Linked DNA regions of Homo sapiens: region 2 is linked to region 1. A link is an interaction called in ENCODE POLR2A ChIA-PET data of the cell type or tissue named here. Cell type or tissue: CD4-positive, alpha-beta T cell. All regions are shown on one strand. Links, peaks and the distances in the headings refer to the core of each region. The heading gives the core; the rest is flanking DNA.

What was found. Peaks named below come from ENCODE experiments on the same cell type or tissue, not always from the same donor. Only the 100,000 strongest peaks of a DNase experiment are listed, where the experiment ranks them.
Region 2: POLR2A ChIA-PET joins it to region 1 with 13 read pairs; 3 of 35 experiments call an interaction of 5 or more read pairs at or near these places.

What each region holds. Positions count from the first base shown.
Region 1 is chr19:23,392,976-23,397,362 of GRCh38, reverse strand. It overlaps ZNF91 (zinc finger protein 91), which reads left to right and starts at 1,892. Exons shown (of 4, transcript NM_003430.4): 1 at 1,892-2,038. The coding sequence starts at 2,009. RefSeq lists an enhancer at 1,622-2,490. In CD4-positive, alpha-beta T cell, for the core only: no CTCF peak of the experiment used is centred there; DNase peaks (open chromatin) are centred at 1,832 and 2,692; H3K4me3 peaks cover 1,834 bases; H3K27ac peaks cover 1,736 bases.
Region 2 is chr19:22,050,771-22,055,157 of GRCh38, reverse strand. It overlaps ZNF257 (zinc finger protein 257), which reads right to left and starts at 2,674. Exons shown (of 4, transcript NM_033468.4): 1 at 2,523-2,674. The coding sequence starts at 2,525. In CD4-positive, alpha-beta T cell, for the core only: no CTCF peak of the experiment used is centred there; a DNase peak (open chromatin) is centred at 2,727; H3K4me3 peaks cover 1,374 bases.

The DNA of each region.
Region 1 (4,387 bases), core at 76-4,075:
GAGAATGAAGAACAGGGAGCTGAATATACTGACATACTGATTCTTTGAAGAGCAATTTAGAACTCACTGTATTTAACATTAAAATATATAAATGTTTTTTATCTACAAATATTAATATAAAACAGTTCAAAATTACTTCCTAGGGATTTCACTAAAAATTAGTTTGTTAAGGGTTAATGTAATTAATAAAAGACCACTAGATGTAAAAAAACTAATTCTTCAAAGAGAATGTTTAAGGCCAGGTGTTGTGGCTCACGCCTTGTAATCCCAACACTTTAGGAGGCCGAGATAGGCAGATCATTTTGAGCTTAGGAGATCGAGACCAGCCTGAGCAACATGGCAAATTCCAGTCACTACTTCAAATAAGGAAATAAACCGGGCATGATCGCGCACGCCTGTAATCCCAGCTACTCCAGAAGCTGAGGCTGGAGAATCGCTTGAATCTGGGAGGTGGAGGTTGCAGTGAGCTGAAATCATGCCACTGCACTTCAGCCTGGGTGACAGAACAAGCTTCTCTCTTGGAAATTAAAAGAAAATAGAGAGAGTATAAACAAAAGCAAAATATGCTTTTGATGAAGAAAGTTAGAAACATTTGTCTGCTTTGAAATTACTTAAAGGTTCCTTCAAATTGAAAAAGTAAAAATAATGTAGATTAAAATGAAATATAAAAAGTTAAACAATGGACCGGCATCATGGCTTACCCATGTAATCCCACTACTTTGGGAGGCTAAGGCAGGTGGATCACCTGAGGCCAGGAGTTCGAGACCAGCCTGGCCAACATGGTGAAACCGCATCTCTACTAAAAATACAAAAAATTAGTCAGGTGTGGTGGTGCACCTGTCATCCCAGCTACTCCAGAGGCTGAGGGAGGAGAATCCCTTGGACCTGAAAGGCAGAGGTTGCAGTGAGCCGAGATCGTGCCGCTGGACTTCAGCCTGGGCCACAGAGCAAGACTCAGTCTCAAAAAAAAAAAATTAAAAAATTATAAGAGATCATAAAATATGTATAAAAATCTAGAGAGGTCAAAAAAATTTTAATGTATTTTTATTTTTATTTTTTGCTGGGGTGCAGTGGCATGATCTCAACTCACTACAACCTCCGCCTCCCGGGTTCAGGCGATTCTCCTGCCTCAGCCTCCGGAGTAGCTGGGATTACAGACGTGTGCCACCATGCTCAGCTAATTTTTATATTTTATTTTTCATTTTTTTGAAATGGAATTTCACTCTTATTGTTCAGTCTGGAATGTATTGGCGCGATCTAGGCTTACTGCAACCTTGGCCTCCCGGGTTCTAGCAATTCTCCTGCCTCAGCCTCCCGAGTAGTTGGGATTACAGGCACGCACCACCATGCTCAATAATTTTGTATTTTTAGTAGAGATGGGGTTTCACCATGTTAGCCAGACTGGTCTCGGACTCCTGACCTCAGGAGATCCACCTGCCTCGGCCTCCCAAAGTGTTGGGATTACAGGTGTGAGCCACGGCGCCCGGCTGAGAGACTTACAATGTTTTATCAAATTAGCTTTATTATTGATAATACACAATAAAGTAAAAGTTGATTTTCTCTGGAACAAAAATTTTATGTATTATTAATATACATCAAATATTTTTGTTCACATTTTGAATACATTGAAAGAGAGCAAAGAAGAGAGAGGATTTTCCCATGCTCTGAGGTGGGCCTGGCTGAGCTGAGGAAGCCCTGCCTGAAAAGGCTGCAGCCTACGCTGTCACTCTTTCTTCATTCAGCCCAGTGTCTGATCACATCTTCTGTCACTCAGGGCCTGAGAAGGCGGGGCCTTAAACGTTATCTAATCAGGGACGCTGGGCTGGGAACTGTCCAATCAGGCACAAAGCTGGAGCGGACAGGGCGGCTTCCGGGATGTGGCTGGGCCTTTGTCTCTCGCTGCCGCCGGAGTTTCCAGGTCTCGACTTCACTGCTCTGTGTCCTCTGCTCCAGGAGGCCCAGCCTGTGTGGCCCTGTGACCTGCAGGTATTGGAGAGCCACAGCTAAGATGCCAGGAACCCCTGGAAGCCTAGAAATGGTGAGACTGCCAGGTGCGACGTCCCGAGAGAGGGAACGGGGCTCGTTGAAACCGGTGGGATGCGGCTGTGGCGAGCCTCAGGCCTTCCTTCAGTCAGCTCCACAATCCGTGCCCGGGTTCTCCTTGCCCAGCTCGGCCTCAGTCCCCTTCAGCGATAAGATGGCGGCTGCGTTGACAGGCGGGCTCCGGGCGTCCTGTCTCTTCCCTGCCCAGTGACTGTGTCCTGGCCTGGAGCCCTCTCTGGGCAGCTCTGCTCCCGCAGCGCCGCGTCTCTCCCAGATTGTGCAGGGATCACGGGAGGGTCGTCAGGGGAGAATCCTGACTGGAGGTGCTGGCTCATGAATAGGAAGCACTTTAGTCCGTGGGGTTCCCAGGGCCTCTTTTTTTCTATTAAAAATTTATGGGCGTCACCGCGAAAAGATTAAATAATTTAATCAAAGAGTGATTCAAACATTGTAGAGCACCCAGCTATGGTTTGTAATTTGTGGTCTATGAAAGGCCTTGAAGGAGATATTTTTATAAGGTTCATGGTAAAGAAAACCAAATTCAGTAATTTGCTAGGTACAGTTATGTAGGTTTTGTTTTGTTTTGTTTTTTGAAAAGGAGTTTTGCTCTCTCGCGCGGGCTGGAGTGCAGTGGCGTGATCTCGGCTCACCGCAACCTCTGCCTTCCGGGTTCAAGCGATTCTCCTGCCTCAGCCCTAGTAGCTGGGATTACAGGCGCCTGCCACCACACCAGGCCAATTTTTTTATTTTTCGGAGAGACGGGGTTTCACCTTGTTGGCCAGGCTGGTCTGGAACTCCTGACCTTAGGTGATCCACCCACCTTGGCCTCCGAAAGTGCTGGAATTACAGGCGTGAACCACCGCACCTGGCCTAGTTTCTTAATTTTTACAATCTAGGTGGAAATATCCTTCTTATGTAATCAGAGCTTAATTGGCAGTTTATAGTTGCTTAAGCCTAAATTTTGCTTCTGCCAATGTAGTAATTTACCAAAAAATGCTCTTGAGTTTAGATTTTTATTTTTAGAAGTAGAAATCCGAGGACTAGAGCCACCTCAATCTAATTGCCTGCCACTTAATTTTTCTCACACTCAAAAGGGGACGATTTTTCCCTGAATTTTTTACATGTGTCTCAAGCAGGGCCTCAAGTCCACCCCTCATCCCCTGTTCCTCCAGCCTAACTCTGGCTTGCAGTAAAATACTAAATTTCCAGTTTCGTCTGACATTCCCAAATGCCAATTTCCCCTCCCTAATTCACTTTATCAACTATTTGTCCTGTAGTGTACATTTTGATACCGATTTTAATCATTTTTATTTTTAATTTTTGAGACAGAGCCTTGCTCTGTCACCCAGGCTGGAGTGCAGTGACGCACTAGGCTCACTACAACCTCCGCCTACTGGGCTCAAATGATTCTCCTCTCTCAGTCTCCCAAGTAGCTGGACTTACAGGTGCCCACGACCACGTCTGGCTAATTTTTGTATTTTTAGTACAGACAGGGTTTCACTATGTTGGCCAGGCTGGTCTCGAACTCCTGGCCTCAGCTGGTCTGCCCACTTCGGCCTCCCAAAGAGCTGGGATTACAGACGTGAGCCACCGCATCTGGCCAATTAATTTTTTTTTTGACAAAGCATTTGATGGCACATTTAAAAAGATTTGTTTTTTTTGGTAAATACTCCCTGTGAGAAGAAAGCAAAGAATAATCTCCTGACACTGTATGGTAAAATATCTCTGTGCGTTTTTTTCGTCTATTTTCCCTAGACGCAGCTATCTTACCAGAATGTTTTTGGGTCAGGTTTTCCTTTTGGAAACTGTATAGGGTGATGTGTCTTCAGTCACCCTTCAGTTTTTTCTTGGACCTAGATTTCAGTACTGTATGGGGATAAACCAAGATACCCACCATGGCTATGTGTGCTAGAGTGTCTAGTGAATATCAGCTTCTGGGTCATATTCTCTCATAGGACAACCTGAGGTATTGAGTTTAGCTTCTCAAGTGTGGACGTGGATGCCCTGAGGCTGAGAGGCATTTCCTGGTGCACTTTTTTTTAAAGTTAATTCCTTGAGACATTAATATTGCCTTCACCCAATTCAGCTTTCATTTCTTGGAGACACATTGCTGGCCAGCCAATCAGATACTAGTATTGAGGAGAAAACAAATAATTTCTGCCTCCTGGATTCCTTTAGGGGGCAGAAAAATAGTGCAAGAAAAATAGTAAAAAAATTTCTAGAAAAAAAATACCCAGCACTCCAAAAGACAAAAAACAAAAAAAAACCCAAAAAACCAAAAAACTGACCCCAGTTAGATGGCGTAAGAACTTGCAGAGTATAATGTGCCTGAGGCACTCACTGG
Region 2 (4,387 bases), core at 307-4,306, 1.3 Mb after region 1:
GCCCACTTAGAGAATCCAGGGGGCAGAAATTATTTCTGTGTTTTTTACCAGCATCTGATTGGCTTAACAGCAATGTGTCTCTAAGAAATGGAAGCTGAGTTGGGTGAAGACAATCTTAATATCTTCGAAAAAGAAATACAACAGGAGACTCCTCTCAGCCCTGGGGCAGCCACCTTCTTTCTTAATAGGCTACACTCCATAACTCAGGTTGTGCTATAAGAAGAAAAAAAAAAAAAAAAAAAAGACCCAGTAGCTGATATCCACTAGATACTCTAGCAGATATAGCCATGGTGGGTATCTTGGTTTATCCCCAGGAAATACTGAAGCCCAAGACCAAGAACAAAACTAAAGGGTGGGTGAAGACATCTCACCTCACAGCTTCCAAAGGGAAACTTTGACCCAAAAACATTCTGATAAGATCTCTGTGCCTATACAAGATAAAAGCAAAGAGGAACAAAATTTTTTTTACACTACAGTGTCAGGGAATTATACTTTGCTTTCTTCCCATGGAAAGTATTTACAAACAGAAAACAAATCTTTTTAAAGTGCCATCCAATGCTTTGTCAAAAAATGATTAAAATATGGTATAAAAAATGTAAACTAAAGGATGAATAATTGATAATGTGAATTAGGGAAAACTGGCATTTGGGAATGTCAGAAGAAACTGAAAATTTAGTATTTTATTATTTACTATTTTTGCAATCCAGAGTTAGGCTGAAGAAATGATGAAGGGGGAGGAGGGTAAAACTTGAGACTCTGCTTGGGACACATGTAAAAAATTCAGCGGAAAAGGCCGGACGCGGCTCACTCCTGTAATCCCAGCACTTTGGGAGGCCAAGGCAGGCGGATCACCTGAGGTTAGGAGTTCGAGACCAGCCTAGCCCACATGAAACCTCATCTCTACTAAAAATACAATAACTAGCCAGGTGTGGTGGTGGGTGCCTGTAATCCCAGCTACTCCGGAGGATGAGACAGGAGAATAGCTTGAACCTGGGAGGCGGAGGTTGCAATGAGCAGAAATCTCGCCCCTGCACTCCAGCCTGGGTGACAGAGTGAAACTCCTTCTTAAAAAAAAAAAAAAAGAAAAACAAATCAGCGGAAAATTAGTCCCCTGTGGCTTGTGAAAATAATTAAGTGGCAGGCAACTAGACTGAGGTGGCTCTAGTCCCTGGATTTCTACTTTAAAGAAATTTAACTCAAATGCATGGTTTTTGTTTTGTTTTGTTTTTTTTGAGATGGAGTTTCACTCTTGTTGCCCAGGCTGGAGTGCAATGGCACAATCTCGGCTCACTGCAACCTCCACCTCCTGGGTTCAAGCGATTCTCCTGCCTCAGCCTCCGGAGTAGCTGGGATTACAGGCATGCACTACCACGCCCCGCTAATTTTGTATTGTTAGTAGAGGCGGAGTTTCTCCATGTTGGTAAGGCTGGTCTCGAACTCCCGACCTCAAGTGATCCGCCCGCCTGGGCCTCCCAAAGTGCTCGGATTACAAGCGTGAGCCACAGCGCCGGCCTCAAACGCATGTTTTTATAAATTACTAAATTGGGGGAAACAAAATTGAGGCGTAGCCAACTATACACTACCATTTAACCTCTGATTACATAACAAGGAAATGTCCACCTTGATAGTACAAATTAACAAACTATGTAACTGCATCTAACCAATTACTGAATTTGGTTTTCTTTATCTCATGTTATTAAAGTCTTCTCTTCAAGCCCCTGCTATGGACGACAAATGACAAACCATAGCTGGGTACTTTACAATTTTTTTTTTTTTTTTTTTTTTTTTTTTGAGACGGAGTCTCGCTCTGTCTTCAGGCTGGAGTGCAGTGGCGCCATCTCGGCTCACTGCAACCTCTGACTTCCTGGTTCAAGCGATTCTCCTGCCTCAGCCTCCTGAGTAGCTGGGATTATAGGCACATGCCACCACGCCCGCTAATTTTTGTATTTTTAGTAGAGGCGGGGTTTCACCATATTGGCCAGAATGGTCTCAATCTCCTGACCTCGTGATCCGCCTGCCTCGGCCTCCCAAAGTGCTGGGATTACAGGCGTGTGCCACCGCGCCCGGATTTTTGAATCACTCTTTAATTAAATTCTTTAATATTTTTGCGGTGACTTCTGTATATTTTTAATAAGAGAAAAGAGAGACTCAGAACCCCACAGACCAAAGCTCTTCCCATTCATGAACCCCGCACCCCGAGTCAGGATTCTCCCCTGACGACTCTCCTGTGGTCCCTGCACAACCTGGGGAGACTCGGCGCTGCGGGTGCAGAGCTGCCGAGAGAGGGATCCAGGCCAGGGCACAGTCACTGCGCAGGGAAGAGACAGGACGCCCGGGGTCCCGGCTGTCAGCGCAGCCGCCATCTTATGGCTGAGGGGGACCGAGGCCGAGCTGGCCAAGGAAAACTCGGGCGCAGATGGTAGGGCTGACTGCAAGGAGGCCTGAGTCCCGCCACAGCGACTTCCCACAGGTTCCAACCACCCCCTTCCCCTCTCCCAGGATGTCGGACCCAGCACTCTCACCATTTCTAGGCTTCCAGGAGGACCTGGCGTCTTAGCTGGGGATCTCCCAATACCTGCAGGTCACAGGGCCACAGAGGCTGGGCCCCTAGGAGAAGAGGACACAGACCAGGGAAGACGAGACCTGCAGCTCGGGCTAGAGCGAGAGACAAAGTACCCGCCAAACCCGGAAGCCACCCTGTCCGCTCCAGCTTCGTGTCTGATTGGACGGTTTCCAGCCCAGCGTCCCTGACTGGATAACGTTTAAGGCCTCGCCCCTTTAGGCCCTGAGTGACAGGAGACGTGATCAGATGCTCGGCTGAATGAAGAAAGAGTGAAAGCCTAAGCTCCAGCCTTTTCAGGCAGGTTTTCCTCCCTGAGCTGAGCCAGGCCCAACCCAAAGGTATTTGCATTTAACCTTGTGTGTAAGGTCATATGCGTTTATACATAATACATAATATGGCCGGGCGCGGTGGCTCACGCCTGTAGTCCCAGCTACTCCGGAGGCTGAGGCAGGAGAATCGCTTGAACCCAGGAGGCGGAGATTGCAGTAAGCCGAGATCGCGCCACTGCACTCCAGCCTGGGCCACAGAGTGAGACTCTGTCTCAAAAAAAAAAAGAAAAGAAAAAAATACACTATATTGTTATTCACAAACAAAAATAATCTAATAACAACTATTTTAAAATTTCAGCTTTCCTGACCTTCCTGGCTTCTGGTTTTTTGATCAGGCAGCCTGAGATTTTAAGAAGGAGGCAATCATGGCCGGGTGCGGTGGCTCACGCCTGTAATCCCAGCACTTTGGGAGGCCGAGGCCGGCGGATCACCTGAGGTCAGGAGTTGGAGACCAGCCTGACCAATACGATGAAACTCCGTCTCTACTAAAAATACAAAAATTAGCGGGGCATGGTGGCGGGTGCCTGTAATCCCAGCTACTGGGGAGGCCGAGACAGGTGAACCCGGGAGGCAGGAGTTGCAGTGAGCCGAGATCGCTTTGAACTCCAGCCTGGGCACCAAAAGCGAAACTAAGCTCCGTCAAAAAAAAAAAAAAAAAAAGGAGGCAATCTTCTGAAATAGAATGTGAGCCAAATGTGAATTTTAAATTTTCTAGTAGCCAAACTTTAAAAAGAAAGAAGAAATAGGTCAAACTGATTGTAACAATTTCAGTAACCCAATATATCCAAAATATTACTATATGAGCAATGTGTAATTATTAATGTAGCATGTATATAGTTAGAACTATATCATTGGAACTAAGTCTGTTTTTTTTTGTTTTTTTTGTTTTTTTTTTTTTATTTTTTTTTGAGATGGAGTTTCGCTTTTGTTGCCCAGGCTGGAGTGCAATGGCACAAAGTGTGTTCTCTGCCTCCTGGGTTCAAGTGAGTCTCCTGCCTCGGCCTCCTGAGTAGCTGGGATTACAGGCATCTGCCACCATGCCCGGCTAATTTTTGTATTTTTAGTAGAGACGGGGTTTCTCCATGTTGGTCAGGCTGGTCTGGAACTCCCGACCTCAAGTGATCCACCTGCCTCGGCCTCCCAAAGTGCTGGGATTACAGGCGTGAGCCACCGCACACAGGCTACTAAGTCTGTTTTTTGCCTTTCCAGCACATCACAGTGTAGACCCAGCCACATTCCAGGCACTCAGGAGCCACACGTGAAGTGCAGCTCTGATGTTGGGTGGGTAAAGGGCCTGAATAAATTTATTCTGCCAGTGTGAAGGAAGGGCCTCTTCCTAACAACATCTCTCTTCAGTTTGGAGGATGGAAAAGATGGCGGCCATAGAAAGAGCAGAGGGCAGCAGGAATAAATTAACCACAAGTAGACAACTGCTGGCCACCTTTGGCCCACCTTCCTTCCAGAGATCAGAAAGGGAGCAAAGGATGATAGGTCC